2 separate regions of the Homo sapiens genome follow, and region 2 is linked to region 1. Evidence: chromatin loops called from intact Hi-C (ENCODE). Cell type or tissue: gastrocnemius medialis. All regions are shown on one strand. Each heading gives the region's core, and the rest is flanking DNA. Links, peaks and the distances in the headings are about the cores only. Region 1 has its middle 49 kb from the start of LINC03040. Region 2 holds the start of LOC105375070 (a long non-coding RNA gene).

Evidence for each region. Hi-C counts contacts between places; a loop is a spot of excess contacts. Peaks named below come from ENCODE experiments on the same cell type or tissue, not always from the same donor. Only the 100,000 strongest peaks of a DNase experiment are listed, where the experiment ranks them.
Region 2: it touches region 1 in a loop (3-fold over the local background); 2 of 110 quality-filtered maps call a loop at or near these places.

What each region holds. Positions count from the first base shown.
Region 1 is chr6:43,947,571-43,955,896 of GRCh38, forward strand. No RefSeq gene overlaps it. Among named protein-coding and RNA genes, the nearest start is that of LINC03040, 49 kb to the right of the region's middle. RefSeq lists an enhancer at 3,092-4,077. In gastrocnemius medialis, for the core only: CTCF peaks have their summits at 3,879 and 6,374 (motif pointing left); DNase peaks (open chromatin) are centred at 3,831, 6,421, 7,041, 7,381 and 2 weaker places; H3K4me3 peaks cover 538 bases; H3K27ac peaks cover 4,092 bases.
Region 2 is chr6:43,794,144-43,802,469 of GRCh38, forward strand. LOC105375070 (a long non-coding RNA gene) reads left to right here and starts at 3,016. Exons shown (of 3, transcript XR_007059588.1): 1 at 3,016-3,207. RefSeq lists enhancers at 4,921-5,060, 5,119-5,703, 5,821-5,870. In gastrocnemius medialis, for the core only: no CTCF peak of the experiment used is centred there; DNase peaks (open chromatin) are centred at 3,210, 3,898, 4,858, 6,125 and 2 weaker places; H3K27ac peaks cover 5,392 bases.

The DNA of each region.
Region 1 (8,326 bases), core at 53-8,052:
ATATCTGAGGTAAAAATAAATAAGTAAAGCAGATTTCTAGACTTTAACTACAGGGATTCAGTTTCAATAAGCCTGTAGTGAGCCCAAGAATATGGGCCCTGGTGATTGTCAATGCTCACTCCAACATCCTAGATAGATGATCACAGTGGCTACCTGAAAACACCTGGTGATGGGAGCCCATTCCTGTACTAGTGGGCTGTTCCAATTCTTGATAGGACTTCCTAAGGCCAAGATTTACCTCTCTGTACCTTCCAAACCATTGATCCAAGTTCTGTTCTTCAGAACAAATAAAATAATCAGGTTCCTCCTGCTTCTGCATGCCAGTCCTTTAGTAAACCAGAGAGAGTCAGCATATTCCTCTCCCATCCCACAGGCACAGGCATCTTGTCCAAACTCGATAGCTCTCCATTCCTCCAGCATCTCCAAGCCCACCAAGGTTCTCTCCTCTACCCTGCTCCCACCCCAGCCAAGCTGTTCCCCTAGGTCTGTTCTAACTGCCAATGTTTCTCCTCAAACATGGCTCCTCAGAGAGACCCCACACTCCGAGTACAGCCTGACCAGCTCAGAGCATAGCAGAACATATACCTCCTGTCAGGGCCCTGTGTTCCTGTGGGTATAACCTCACATTACAGTCAGTTTGGTGTTTTTTGTTTGTTTGTTTGTTTTTGTTTTTAATTAGCGCTCAGTGAGTTTATGGTGGGCCAGACTTACAGGTCTTTTTCACTAGAATTGATACAAGGGCTGCTTTATCCATTTACACACACACACACACACACACACACACAAATATATATATGGCACAAAAAAATACACAAAAGATATACATACAGTACAAAGCAAGACCCCAGCCAGCCACTTTTCAGATACACTTTTCTTGTGTATCTGTCTGCAGATGATCTGTACATATACAAACGGAGACACACATTCCTAATCATACAAAGAGCTGCATAGTCTACACTATCAGTGTGCACTGTCGGGCACCTTGCTTTTTCACTTAACCAGGTATCTTGGGGAATTTTCCTTATCCGTACATAATTCCTTGGCTCATTCTCTGTATCAGGCCCATAGCCTTCCATTGTGTGGATCTACCTAAAGTATTCAACCAATCCCCTACTGGTGGACATTTTGGTTGTTTCTAGGCCTTTGCAGCATTTAAGGCCATGTTGCCAGGACTCCTTTTGCACATAAGTCAGCATTTCTGTAGGATCAATCCCCATGTGCCTTTTGACTTGATTTTTTTCTCTCCCTAGAGCTGGACTTGTCACTTATGCCTACTGTTGATCTCTCTTGTTGGTTTTACCCATTGTTCCAGGCACTGTCAGGCTAATTTTGAATCCTCATTGTGCTGCCAAGCCTGCTCCTCTCAGCTGTGGGTCATCTGCAAACAGAGGGAGGGGAGCTTCTCAGGTCTCCATTCAAGCAATTGATAAAAATGTTGAGGGGGATGGGGCCAAGGACAAGGGCCGTGAAACAAGCCCTAGAGAATTCCAGGTGTCCATTCATCATTTGTCACCATGGTTGAGTCCCTGCTGTTAGCATGGGAGCTGGCCTCACTAGCATATCCTAACAGGCCTATATTACCCTCTTGGCCAAAACTCAGCATTCTCACCTCCAGCAGTCCAGCATCCCAGTGAGAAAGAGCTGAGGCTGGTTAGCACGGCATTGTTTGCTTCCAGTAGAACCAGCTGGAGGGTCTGGAGAGGAAATCCCTGGAATTTGTGGTCAACAGAGCTGGGGGCCTGTCCTGCCCAGTTCTAGCGATGTGGTTTGGGGCAAATTACTTAACCTCCAAATGCCTCAGGTTCCTCACTTGCCAACTATGGTAACAAAACCCATCTCTCCATGTTTTAAGAATATATGAAATTACATGTAAGCAGAAGGGTTCTACTATTTATCTGTCTGTCCATCTGTCTTCTTTATCTATGAATTCACATAATAATCAACTCTCAAGTATTCACTGGGAATTGACTTCAAGCTCAGAAGTCTGTCATTTCCTAAATAGAGTCTTCACACTTTTATACATTAGAACATGCTCAGCCCAGCTTTGGCTTTCTGCCTTCCGTCTGTAGCTGAGGTTTCTGTGCTTATGAGCAGGAGGTCTTTCAGCACTGGAAATGAAAGTCCCTCTAGCCCCAGACTTGGCCCCATGAAGGGGGCTTGCTCAATCCTAACATCTCTTGTCTTTTCTGGGACTCACCCATCGGATTCACTCTTCTCTGCTGTTGGCTTGTCCCCCCTGTGGGGGAGAAGTTGGGGCTATTTTTTGCTCCAACAGAGCTAAAAGAAAGAATGCAATTTGAGGTCTTCATCCCTGAGATCTCAGCTCCTTCCTCCAGGGTGAGCCATGCACTGGTATTTGGCCTAAGTCCATTTTGCCAGATTTTGAACATGGACTTTCAAAATGGAGGGCTTTTTAGCACCCTGCACCCACCTCCTTCTATTTGGCCAAGATGGGCGAGGAAGGGCTCCACTGCAAAACCTGGTGTCTCTCCGGGTTCTCCAAGCCTTCCAAAGTGTAAAGCCATGGGATCCTTTCTTTTCCATGGAACTGCTTACCAGCAAACCGCTTTCCTGGAGTCCAGGACGCCCATCATCCTCAGGCCCACCTCCTTGTGCTCACTGCTGAGCCTTCTCAATGATAAGGCTACTGTCAGTGCCAGCTGATGTGGGTGTGGGCAAGGACCCCATTCAACTCCGCCTCGTTTGTTCAACAATCAAGTATTATGGGCATGTTCTAGGCCAGACCCTCCATTAGGTTCTGGGATCGCAAAGCAGCCTCCAACCCAGCTCTGGAGAAGACGCACGAAGGCTTCATGAAGGCTTTGCCAGGAGGGGCTGTGAATCAGGCAGCTGCACGCGCCCAGGCCACAGGGTGGGCCACTTCTGCGAGTTTTCTCTCTGCCAGTTTCATGACCTCCATCAGGTCTCTGGCTCCCATCCTGCCAGCTCTGGGTTCTGAGATGAGTGGAGCCTTTGTCTGATGGGTAGACTAAGCCTGAGACCCTAGAGGCATCACTTCTTTTCTCAAATGTTTAAACGGGAGGGGCATGGGGGTAGGAGCAGTTAGGGAGAGCCAGGGCACAACCCCAGGTCTGTGTTCTCCCAGCCCAGGTTCTTTCTATTGTTCCCCAAGCCCTCAGCCCCGGTCTCACTCCCTTACTCCTCACCTACTTCTATCTCACTGTTTTCTAGAAAGAAGAGGCAGTAGGAAGAACAGGGCTCTATATCAAGCCCTGTTGCTGAGTGGACTCATATCTCATCAGTCTTGTCCCCCCAGGCTTGTCTCCATGTTTAGCAGTCCAACCTGTGCATGAATGACTAGAAATCAAGAGGAAGGCGAGCTGTGGCCATGTGAGAGGTATGGTTCCCGGCATTCCACGTTCAGAAGGAAGTGGGCATCATCCAGCTGTTGGGTTCCAGGACAGGCCCTTGAAGGGAAGGGGTGGCATGGGCATGCAGATGCAGAGGGAGAGGAGAATGCAGGGGGTGAATTGGGAGAAGCCCCTGTTTGCAGTTTGCAGTTTTCCTGCAACATGTGGTCTTACCTGCCATGAGCTGGGCAGGCAGGGCAGCAGCTGTGCTAGCCTGGGAAGGGCAAGTAAAGCCTGGAATGGTCAGGGTTCATAGCAAGCAGGGCCCAGCTCTCCAGCAACCTCTCCCAGGGCAGGAGGCATGGGCTCTGGAAGTCTCCAAGTCTTCCTCTGTACATGTGGGTCCCCACATCTGTTCTCTGCAGGCAGGAGACACATTCTCAGCCTGAGAGGGAAGTTGGGCTTGTCCCTGCTTACAGCACCTCTCCCTGGCGGGCCCAGCTGGCCCAGAGGTGAAGGGTGAGCAGGCAGGCAGCCTTGGCAGTCCAGAGGAGCAGCAGCACACCCTGGGGGCGGCCCGAGCCCTGGCAGCCAACTCTGCTGTCCTTGCAGTGCAGCCAGAGACAGGAGGGGGCTGCTCAGGGTCCTGCTCTGAAGGATGGGGCTGGAGTTTGACATACTTAGCTTGGGTCGCACAGGAGATAGGGGTGCCCTGGGATGAACCCCTCTGCCTGGCTGCTGCAGGGCGGCCTAGCAGCAGCTGGAAGAATCAGTTCTGGGCCAGGGCCCTGCCAGAGCTTTCACCCCCACCCAGGGTAGAGCACCTGGAAGTGCCCCTCAGAGACAAGTCCCTTGATCTCTTGGGGCCCCCATTCCCTCAGGCAGCTCATGGAGGCCTCTCAGGGCTAAATGAGATCATGCGGATGGCGTGGTTAGGACAGTCTGACACAAGGGCAGTGTTTGTGAGTGTGAGTTGCCGCTACTGTGGTGGTGTCATTAGTAATATTCCTCTACTCTAGGCCACTCCCCACCCCTGCCTGAGGCAGCTCTTGTCTGATGCCAACTGAGATTAGGGTCATTTGGGTGAGGGCCATGAGGCCGGACTTTGTGTGTGGGGTGGGGGTATGGGGGAACTCCCCACAAAGAGGCGGCTCCTTCTGGTGGGGCTCAGGGAAGAAAGAGAAGGCCTCAGACAAGATGCTGGATTTCAGGAGGTGGGAATCCTGACTCCCAGCTCAGCCTCTGAAGGTGCTGGGTGTCTGAGATGAGTCTGTGTTGCAGGAGTGAGTGTCATGGGGCTTTGGCCACAGAGATGCCACCCAGAAGCCAGCAGAGGCACCCTGTAGGGGGCCTCCAAGTGGAAAAAGAGCAGGCTTAGGCAATGCATTGTCAGCCACACCACCTCAAAGGCCTTATCTCTCTGAGTTTACTGCCTTTGGCTTTTTAAATACTCCAGCCTGGTCCCTGGTGCTAAAAAGAATTAAAGGACAGCACCTGTGTCCATCATTCATTCATTCACTCCTTCCTTCTTTCAGTGCCTGTAAGATGTAGGATCAACAAGACACACGCCTGCCCTCAGGCTGTGGTGGACACTCCCTTGAACAGGCTCATACCTCTCCCCACAAGACCACTGTGAGATGGCATCAGAATCTGGCGAGAGACCCCCATGGGGCAGATCCAGGCACCAAGCTGCCGCTCTTAGTCAGGAAGGTACTTCCAGTGCCAATTTTGGGAGTTCTGGGCTCATCTTTATTAAACAGGTGGCATTTCCATACTGTCCCATTATCCATCAGGAAAATGGAAGTTTCCTGTTCCTTCTCTGTGTCCACATTTGTGGACATTGCCAAAGTTCTGACAATGGCCTACCACCAGCCCCTACAAAATCTAGTCCCTCCTACTTCTCTGATCTCACCTCCCACTACTCTCCCTCATTCATTCCACACTGGTCTCCTTGCTATTCCTCCAATAAACAGCTCTGTTTCCACCCCGGGGCCTTTGCATGTGCTGCTCCCCCTACAGGGCATGTTCTCCTCCAGTCATGCACATGGCTCCCAGTTTCAAGTCTTTACTCAAATGTTATCCTCTCAGGGTGGCCTTCCTTGACCTCCCCATTTAAAATTGCATCACACCCTACACCCTTCACTCCTGTCCCCTTTCCCTTTATCTTTCTCCAGTGCACCTACCACCCTCTAAAATTGTGTTTAATGTTTGTCACCCTGCACTTGAATGCCAGCTCCATGAAGTCAGGGACTTTTGTCAATTTTGCTCACTGCCGTTCTAGTGCCTAGAACAGGGTCTGGCACATAGAAAGTTTTCAGTAAATATGCTGAATAGGAAAGGGAGGCAATATTCAGAATCTACAAACCCCAAGGAGACTGCAGCATGGTCTCCATGGGGGTGGCAAGTGGCCAGTAAGTCTTGCTGGGGGGTGACCTGACCTACAGCCATGGGCACATGAGTGGAAGGGCTGCAAGGCAGGGTGCCGAGGGAAGAGCCAAGGGTCATGCCCCTTGTTCCCTTAGTGCCACCTCATTCTGGATGCAGCTTGATGTGTCTGTTAGGAAAGGGAAGTTACCTTAACTGGGCACCTACTATGTGCCTGGCAAATTTCATGCACTTCCCCTTTACAGCAGCCCATGAAGCAGCAGAGGAAGAAACCAAGACCCAGAGAGGTTACTTAACTTGCCTAGAGTCACAGAGCTAGTAAGGGAGGGAGGAGAACTCACACCTAGGTCTGATTCCTTGCATTACTGTCTACCCCGGGGATGGTGAGAAGGACTCCATAGGCTCAGTTGGAAGAATTAAGAACTTGTGATTCTGCAGAGCGGTCTCCATGGGGACAGCACGGGTTGATGGGGTGGGCTGAAGCAGCCTGGGCTCCCATATATGCTGTTAGGCACTTCAGTTCCAACCATGGGAAAAATCTAGGCCCTTTAGCTCCCATCATGGGGTGAATCCCCTACCCTGGGTGAGCGGTGGGAGTTTCTCAAGGCCATCTCAGGGGTCAGGGACAGCTTGACTCAGCTCCTGCTGGCTGGCAGCTCCCTCTGCTGGACCCAGCCCCAAGGACGAGCTCAGACACAGGGACGCCTCCGTCTGTCTGCACTTGGGCTCTGGCAGCCCCCCCACATTGCATGCGGGGCAGTCACATGCAGGGCACCTGCCAGGTCCTCAACGTGTCAAGGGACAGGATCTTCCAGAGGACCTAATCTGGGTGACCTGGGAACCTTACATGGGGAAGAGAATAGGAAGGAGCTTTGACCACCGCCACTACCACACTCAGCCCAGACACAACGGCTGCATCTGCAGACAGGGGCTGGGTCTCCTCATGGGGCAGGGAGCTCCCTATAAGCAGGGGCTGACTCTCCCATCAGACTGGAAACTCCCTGAGGGCAAGGGTTCTGTCTTTCTCCTTCAGACTGGGAGCTCCTGGTTTGTCCCTCTGCTCACCTGTGATAGAAGCCCAGCTTAGCCCCCCAGGCTGGGCCAGCCCCCAAGGCATCCTGGGGCACTTTCTCAGCAGCCTGGCCACTCCCAGCCCCCAGACACCTGTCCCCGCCACTCTCCCCACTCCCTAGGCTCCTCCACCCTGCTGTCAGAGCAGAGCTGACACTGGGTAGTGCTGGTAAGTGCCACCCTGACCTCAGCAGCCCTGGAGGCAGTGCAGTGAGTGGCCTAAAGAGCTGTGCCAGGGATGGGACGTGACTGCCCCCCTGAACTCAGCTGCAGGCTTGGCCATGAGGAAAGCGATACCTCAGGGAGGCGGAGTGACCAGTGACATCAGCGTACGTGACTGTCAGCCCAGCTCTCCCCTCTGCCCTCCACCCTCCCCCACCCCACAGTGCCTGCCGAGCACACTGACCTTCAGCTCACGGGCACAGGCCTCTCTATGTGCCCGCTCCAAGGAGAGGGGCAGTGCCCAAGGGGATGGGGCTGCTCTCTGACTCCTTGTCTTCTAAGTGAGTGCTCAGGGGGTGGAGGAGAACACAGGCCCCAGCCCTCTGCAGCCTGGGCTTCTGGATCAGGAGCCAGCTTCTTACTGGGTGACCCTCCCCGGCAGCCCTGCCCTGAGGAAACTGATCATTCTCTTGGCTCTGCGAGACCTTCCTTCTGAGTGTCTGGCAGGCTTCTAGTGACTTGAAGCCAGTGTAGAGGGCAACTGGCTTCCCACCCCGAGCCTGCTGATGGAACTGCCAGGCCTGCATCCCTAGGGGCAGAGTCCCTGCCCAGATGAGCAGTGCTGGCTGTCCCAGGGAAGCAAGTTCAACTACCTTGGATGACCACCATTTGTCCCCGAGATGGCTTCTGCAAAAGCCTGTCTAAGTGCCCCCCTAGACCCCACCCAAGGAGTGCCAGGTCCAGAGCTCAGCATTCTATTATAGCTTCCAGCCTGGGGAAGACCAGTCAGAGACACCAAAAACTAGACCACAGTTGCCAAATTTGTTCCCTTGTGCACTTTTGTCAGTGAATATATCATTGTGCATCTCAGTATAGGTATATTTCTTTATTTAAAAATTATGTATGTTAAGGCCAACATTGCAGGTAGGCTGAAGTGTAATACTAGTTGTGGCAAGAAAAATCATCAAAACAGCAAGACATCTAACAGGGACATCCAGGAGCACGAAAGCCATAGTGAGCCTTGATGAGCTCCCACCTACCCCTGACGATGTGGAAGGTTGTATGCACACTGGGGGAGACTGAAAGAGCTTGGCTATCTACTCATCCCTGGCTGAGCATACAGAGAGTTAAATTCAGGGGAGACCTGTGAACCCCCTGAAGTTTGAATATGTTCCCCAACCCACATACAGATCCATTGGCAGAGGGTAGAAACCTTATGAGATCAAGGTATTTAAGCATAATCTACCTCTGACCAATCACTGGCTGAACACTAAGTTATGCTGACCCAGGGGCAATTCCTAGGAAGCCAGGCTGAAAAATTAAAACAAAAATTAAAAATAAAACAAAACTGAGCAGAGATATCAGCGGCCTCACACTGTGAGGAAGACAGATTCCAT
Region 2 (8,326 bases), core at 288-8,287, 150 kb before region 1:
TGTGGCAGCCCAGAATTGATAACACTGGGTCACTTCTGGCCTGGCCCAGCCTGACTGCCTGGGTTCAAATCCTGGCTGCAATTTCTGAGCCCCGAGGTCCAAAACCCAAACCCCAAACACAGCCCCAGCTCCGACAGCTTCTCAGCTATGTTTAGGACAATTACCTTTCTGCATCTCACTTGCCATCTCTGAAACAGGCACCATGATATCTATTTCACAGTGTTTCGTGTACATATGATCATGTCATCCTCCCCACACCAGACATTGGCAGTAGTGTCCCCATACTAGAGCTGAGAGTGCTGGTGCTCAGGGAAATGCAGATGGTTATAGGAGGATGACTGGCATGCAATAAGGGCCCGATAAAGGTTAGCTATTGTCGTCGTGATTTGGCACAAGGATGTAGGAAGAGAGGATTTGAAATCGGACAGAGCTGAGCTCTACTTTTGACATCAGTAGAGTTTTCTAGCTCTGTGACCTTGGGCAAGTTGCTGGATCTCTCTGGGGCTCATTGTCTTGCTCTGTAAAATGGACATGGCAACACCTACCTCCCAGGTGTTGATGTGGATTATATTAGACAATGAACACACAGTGATTGCCACTTAAAAGGGAAGGAGGGAAGAAGAGACCTGGAGTGAGGGGAAGAGTTCAGCTGGATGCTGGTAAAACCCACCCCCAGTCCCCTCTTAAGGGGCTCAATAAATATGGTACTTGTAGAATGAATGAATAAATGAACATTAGTCACCTCACCCTGTCAGGGTCCCCAAGAGCAGGGACAAATTCTCTCTGATTAGCCCGTGTGCTCCCTGATGGTGAGGGTATGACCTTGGGCCTTCTCCCTTGGGGAGAAAGGGATCTACGGATCCCTTTAGATGAACCATCTAAAATGCCGAGCCTTTTTGGGGATGGTTCATTCTCTTGGTGTGGCAACAGCCAGTGCAGAAACCCACAAGGAAAAATGGAAACAACTTTTCCTTTCCTTCTCGTAATGAGGTGCAGGCAGGGCACAGGGCCCTAAGCCCTGGGCACAGAGTCTCAGGCCTACAATTAATCCCTTCCCAGGATGTGGCCCCAGGCTCGGCTCCTGGCTGCATCCCCAGCATTGCTCTGTGCCCCACTCCCCAAGTCCTAGTGCTTACCCCCCATTCTGGGGACTGGGGAAGGGTACATTTTGCTGGCAAAGATTATGGGAGCCCAGGGAATGCCTTCTTGTTGAGGCCAGCGGGGCTCATCCCCTTTCCTTGTGACTGTGGTGACCCCAGCCACACCCTTGACACTGCCTAAGTCTCTGGCAGCCATAGTAAAAACCCAAATGGTGGTGCTGGTGGTGGGTGGAGGGCACGCAGTGGGGAAAGGGGGCAGAAGAGACATGGGGGTGAGGGGAAGGGCTCAGCTCGATGCTGGTAAAACCCTCCTCCAGGCCCCATGACTTCGGAGAAACTGCCTCTCTCCCACCCCGGCCCCCAGATGCCAGTGGTGTGCCGGCCGTTGGCGTTTGCTTCACAGGAAGTGTCCCTGGAGTCTTGCTTATCTTGAATGGGTGGCTGCTGGGAGGGGGCAAAGGAAGCCATTTCTTCCCTCGCCCACCATTACATGTCCACTCCAAAGGCTATCTCTTGCATCCCAGACCATCCTCTCTCCCTCTCTGAAGGTGGGAAGGAGGTATCCATGATCTGAGGACTACCTTCTAGGGGATGGGGGGTCCCAGAGCCCCTCATCTCTGTCTCACCCTCACCCTGGGTCAATACCAGGTACCTGGACATGAAGCTCTTCCTCAGTTTCTCCTGCTGTCTGTTAGTCCTGCATGGGCCTCAGGCCTCTCTGGTCAGCTGGCCTTCTGGGTCTGAGGAGGGAAGATCCTAGAAGTAAGTTGTCAGATGCAGCAAATAAAAACACGAGGTGCCCCATTAAATTTTCATTGTTTGTGTGAAATTCAAATTTAACTGGGCATCCCGTACTTTGTCTGGCAACCCTGCCTGGATGGAGTGGCTGGACCTCCCTCTTGCGAGTTCTCAGTTGCTTTGCTGCTCCCCTTCCTCCTCCCCAGCCTTCTCACTGCTTTGCTGCTGAGGTATCCAGTGTAGACATTGTGTGTGGGCCCTCGTTCTGGATTTGTCCTCACTTTCTGCCTGCAGCAGAGATCTGAAACAAATTAGGAGCTCTCTGAGGGCACAGGCAGTGTCTCCCCCATCAGACTGGGAGCCTCCTTTGGATTGAGTCCATGTGACCTTGTAGCCAGGCCACTCCCCTTTCTCCTTTTCATCGTGCTCTGGAGGACCTGGCGCTGACCCTCAAGGCTGACCTTTTCCACAGGCTTAGCATAGCCTTCACTGCTGCTACCTGCAGAAGCTCTGAGAGAGCCTCAGTAAACATCCGTCTCCTCCTCCCTGATGACCTGCCGGTGGGAATTCTCTTCCCCAGTCCTCATTCTGCAGGCAGCTATCTCCGAGTCCCTCAGGCTCTGGAAACTTCCAGTGGAAACAATTCTCTGGGAGCCAAGACCCCAGAGCTCTGGCTGGGGCTCTGTCACCAACCAGCCCTGTGACCTCAGGCAGCTCTTGGTTGTTCTCTGGGCCTCAGTGTCCCTACCTGTACAATGGCACTATATCTAGCTTGCTGACCTTGGGGTAGGGTTTCCAAAATGCACATTGTGATCTATGTGGGTCATGAAGTCGATTTAACAGCATGCAACCAGCATGATTCTTTTTCTTAAATAGGAAGAGAATAGGGCAGAAAATATTTAGTCTTGCATAGAGTAAGGGTAAGTATTGTTTCTTGAAACTTGTGTGGAGTGTGTGTGTGTGTGTGTGTGTACATGCGTTCTGGGTCATGAGGTAGGATATATTTTTCAGGGGGGTTGTGGTAAAACAAAAAAGTAAGGAAGTCAGTACTGGAAGCTGTGACAGAAGGGTGACGGTGGCAACTGGAGACCCGGACGTGGTCTCTGCTACTTCTCCACGTCACGGAGATGACAGGCCCACTTACAACCTCCTGTCTGGGGTTCTTCCTTGCTCTCTTGAGTAGTCTTCCTGCCCTGCCTCTGCTGAGCTCATGCCCCTCTCTACCCAGAGCCCAGGGCCCTCCCAGCTGAGAGCTCTCAGGAGCTAGTCTGGTTCCCTGGGCCACTCCAATAAGAGAAGAAGATTCTGGGATCCACAGCCTGGTGGTGTCCAGTCTGCCCAGCTGCCTCCGGCCTGGTTCTGCCTCACGGTAATAATACTGGATTGGGAAACTGAAGCTTGGGCCAAGTGGAGGAACATGGCTCCCTCCTAGCTTTCCCAATGCCCCGTACCCTGGGAGGGATACTCCTTAACCCCTTCCTGGGGCGGGGGAGGTGTTCTGGGGTCCAGGTGGGTGAAAAACGACAAATAGAGTGTGAGTGGCTGATGACCCTCAGCTTTGTGGCTCCTGCCAAATCTCTGATTTCTGGATCACACTGCCCTGTCTTTCCTCTAAGGAACCATATCTAGGTGTGAACCACATTAACCAGGAGAATTTGAGGATAAAACAGGTGGAATATGGGAGACACCTGGTGGTGATGGCTATTTAGATGGTTTCATCAGTACATGGGCCCCTCTCTGTGGGTGCTGTCATCCTGGGTCCAATTCACAGAGAAGAAACCAGGCTGAGAAGAACTGGCCTAGAGTTGGGTCATACTCAGTCAAGAGAGGAAGATTTGGGAAAAAAGGTGGGACTGAAAGCTCTTGACCTGTGGGAGAGTCAGGAAGAGAACAGCCCCATCCTCAGGGAGCCCCACTCTGAGGGAGACACAGCCCCGTCCTACGGGAGCCCCAGTCTGAGCGAGGTTTAGCCCCATCCTCAGGGAGCCCCAGTCTGAGGGGAGACGCAGCCCCGTCCTACGGGAGCCCCAGTCTGAGCGAGGTGCAGCCCCATCCTCAGGGAGCCCCAGTCTGAGGGGAGACGCAGTCCCGTCCTCAGGGAACCGCAGTCTGAGGGAGATGCAGCCCCGTCCTCAGGAAGCCCCAGTCTGAGGGAGACGCAGCCCTGTCCTCAGGAAGCCCCATTCTGAGGGAGATGCAGCCCCATCCTCAGGGAGCCCCAGTCTGAGGGGAGGCACAGCCCTGACTCAGGGAGCCCCAGTTTGAGGGGAGACACAGCAGTGTCTTTAGGGAGCCCAGTCTGAGGGGAGACACAGCAGTGTCTTTAGGGAGGTCCCTTTAGGAGTTCAACCCCTTGGTCCTTCTTCTGAGGTAGTGGGTTTTGTGGGGCACTGGAGGCCCAGAGTTGGCTGTTTGAGGAAGAGTCTTTCAGGGCATTGCCATTCTTTGTCATTCTTTACTGTAGCCAGAGGTGTGGTGTGATCTGAAGGGTCCCGGGCAGGTGTCCTCCTTCCCCTCCACTGTGCCCACCATCACCCTCCTAGTTCTTTCCCTTCAATCATTCACCGTAGTCTGTAATCACCATGCCCCACCTTAAATTAAGGTCTAGAAAGGATCTTGGAGACGTGTGAGTCCCAGATCAGAGGAGGGAACTGAGGCCCCAAAAGAGAAGGGGAGGAATCTTGTGTGAGGTCACCCAGGGAGTTAATAGCAGGGCCTAAATCTCAGAGCAGTGCTTTGGGCTTATGGAGAGACTCTGGGAGATGTGGGGCCACCCAGCACACATGTGAGCAGAGAGGCGCTGTGAAGGAGTGTGTGTGTGTGTGCGTGTGTGTGTGTGTGCAGGGGTGAGTGGGGTTAGGCGTCTGGGTCCCCTGTGAGCAGATGGGAGTTCATATGGGTGTCTGCTGCAAGGCGTCTGGCTATTTTCCTATGTCACAGTGTGGGGTGGAGCAGGGAGGGACAGGCCTGTAGCAGGGACATCAGACTGGTCTTATGAGTCCTGGCCCAGCCCTCTTGAGACCAAGGGCAGAGGGCGATGAGTCACAGATGACTCAGGTGCTGGAGGCCACAGCCACGCATGGCACGTGACAGCCAAGGAGGGCCAGGTCTATTTCTGGACCGGATAGACAGGTGACCCAGGAGGCTGACACTGAAATCTCTCTTCCTAGAGGATAGGAGGGATTCTATTCACAGACTCAGAGCCTGGGCCCCTGGGATGGGGCTGAAAAGACGGCCTGTGGGCTTACCTGTCCCTTGGAGCTTTGCTCCACTGGCTGGTTGAGCTGTTACTTCAGTGGGGCAGGGCTGTCCTGAGCCATCCCCATTCTCCTGAAGATGTGCGGTTAGGGTCACTCTCCACTGGGGATGAGTTCTCCCTGGCCCTTTGGATGCCAGCATCTAGCAGCAAAGCACCCCTGCCCTGCCTTGGTAATGCAGTGTCTGACCACAGACAGCCCCTCTTCTTTGTCTGAGGCAAGGGAGCCAAATCCTTGACCTGCCACTTGACCCCAAGGCCTAGGCCAGAAGATGAGGTAGTCTGGGGTGCAGACAGTGCCTTGGGTTCAAATCTCACCCTGAGACCTGGAGTTACATTGTTTCCTCTTGGGGCCTCAGTTCCATCCTCTGTACCCCGTGGGGGTTGTGCTTGAAGGCTCAGGGGTCCCCTCTAGCTGGCTCCTCATCAGGCCTTGAAGGCTGGGCTGACGGCGAGGCCTTGAAGCTGCCTCCTCTCTCTTGCCTATGTTTGAGGTGGGGGACTGGGGAGGGTTGGCTGAGGATAGAAAGTCCTGGCCTGGTAGGGGCATGCCTCAGGGTCCCCGGTCACCTGAAACACAGTGATGATTACAGGGTGAGCCTCTGGGACCAGACACTGTAATCTGCTGCCCTCCTTCCTGCCAAGGGCCTACTGCAGCATTTCCTTCTGCTTTTCACAACTGTTTTCTAAGAACCCCAGGAAGGCAGAGGCCTCATCTCTGAGGGGTGCGGCAGAAGACTAAAGAAGAGGGGAGGGAGAAAATGGAGATGGTGAGAGAGGAAGGGAGAGAGGATGAAAGGATGAGGGAAAGGAGATGCGTGAGGTGTGGTAGACATCAGAAGGCTTTTCCCTGGTTGACAGTTTGAGGAAGAGGAGGGGAAAGAAGAGTGGGTGGGGTCATTCTCTGCCTCTAAGCTCCCAGCTTAGGTGCTCCTCCTCAGAAAGACTGCCCTGACCTCATTACCTAAAGTAGCAGCCTCCTCCCCACCTCAGTCACTTTCTATCAATTGCTGCATTTAATGAGGAAGGGCTGAGTCAGCTCATGTCACTTTTTGGCTCAAATCCCCGCAGTGGCTCCTGGTCTTCCTCAGACTAAAGACCAAAGTCCTTACGATGGCCTTCAAGGTCCTACATGATTCCTTTCCAAGAACAGCAAGTGTGTTCTTCAAACACATCTGGCATACTCCTGACCCAGGGCCTTTGCACAGCTTTCCCCCTCTGCCTGGAATGTTCTTTCTCCAGATATCTGCAGGACTCACTCCCTTGCCTTCTTCAAGTCTTTGCTCAAACATCGCCTTCTCAATGAGGCCTGCCCTGGGCATCCTATTTAAAATGGCAATATTCTTCCTACACTCTCCAGCCCTCTTACCCTATACTCTTTTATCTTTTTTTCTAAACACTTACCACTCTTTAATGTTTTCACATTATAAAATGCATGTATTTATTAAGTGCATTGTGTACTTTCTGTCTCCCCTCACCTTGAATTTAAGTTTTACAAGAGTTGGTGTCTTTGTTTTATTCACTGATGTGTCCTAAGTCCCTGGAATAGGACCTGACACACAATAGATACTCAACTTGTGGAGCAAATGGCACCTGTCACTGTGGGTGATGATCTCTCTCTCTCCCTCTGTGTACACGCTCCCCACGCACCCATCGACCTCCCTGAGGATGCCTCACTCAGAATAGCAGTTCCATGAGAGCTGGGAACTGCCTATCTTGTTCATACTTGTGCTCTCAGCACGTGTCTGGCACAGAATAGGTACTCAGTAAATATGTGTTGGCTGGATGGAAGGGACCTGAAACAGAGGCCAGGGAGAGTGGGAAGACAGGCCAGTCACTGGCAACAGGCCCGTAATGAGAGGATTCTCGAGGAAGAGAATGGAAAGGTGTCCGCTGGTCATTATGAGGCCCCTAAGATCCTCCTATCTGAACAGAAGAGATGCTCCTTCAGATCTGTTACACATGTACACACGCACACAATCCAGGACCATCACACACCAGTATATAGAAGGAGAGAGCACTGGAAACTGCTGCCAGGTTGATGATGGCATCAGGCTTGACCACTAGGGGCTTCCTGGAGGAGGTGGCCTAGGGCTAGACCAGCACCGGAGCAAAAAAGTTCAGGACATCTCCAGTCAGAGGTAAAGAAGGATGAAGGAAAGAAAGAAGGGGATGTGGCAGAGGTCAGGGAAGGCCCAGGAGAGAGGCAGGGCTGACTGAGGCTAGGACTGAGACTGGGGCTCGTCAAGGTCAGAAGCCTTGGGTTTGGGGTCCAGTAGGACTACACAGGATACAGAGTTGGAGGAAAAGCCTGGATTTTCCCAACCAAAATCCCTAGAGGAAGGAATTTTCTGTGTCTTCCTCTGGGGTTTGCATTGACAGGCACAGGGCAGATGGTCAGTGTTGTCCTCTGATTGAGGGCGCCCAGCGGGAGTGCCGTGGCAGGATCTAATGCCCAAGTTCCCCTCAGAACGTGGCGCCGGGAATGTGATTCAGTGTATAATTCCAGCTGGTACTTTTTTCCCAATAAAAAGAAACGCCTTCATTCTCAAAGAAGATGATTATAAAAGAAAAAAAAAATCTCTTGACTTACAGAAAGAACCATGCCCAAATCTAGTGACCATGGTTCGCACAACATGAAAATCAGATGAGAGGGAGCACGAGTGAAAGAAGCTCAAACACAGGGCGTGAGGTGCCCCTGCCAGCCTCGGTCCCTGACCACACGGCCCCGCCTTTGGCTGGAGGGAGAGCCCTGGCTGTCAGCCGCACGGTGTGGAAAGCCCAGAAGGAAAGCAGTTTTGAAATTTTACTTGTGATTGATACACTTTTGGCCACGTTGGCTATTTTCAGAGCCTAGCTCCCCCATCCTCTGTCACAGACACCTTTGAGTTCTTTAAATGGCTGTATCTTTTGTTGTCATATGGACACATGGTCTTTATAGTACATTCAGACAGAACAGGTTTTGTGAGCAAAGGATATCGAGCTTTTTTCCCTGATATACAAATTGCAAGAGTTCGTTCTCCTCATAAGCCTGTTACTTTCTTATACCTGTGAACGGCACCTCCATCCCCACAGCTGCTCAAGCCCAAAGACGCATTCATAATCTGACCATCCCTTCGGGTGATCAAAGCCATCAGCAATCCCGGGGCCTGCTCTGCTTCAAAAATACTTCTGTCCTTGTTCCCCTCTTTCTACCATCTGGCTTCAGCTCCATGGCTTCTCCATTCCTCTC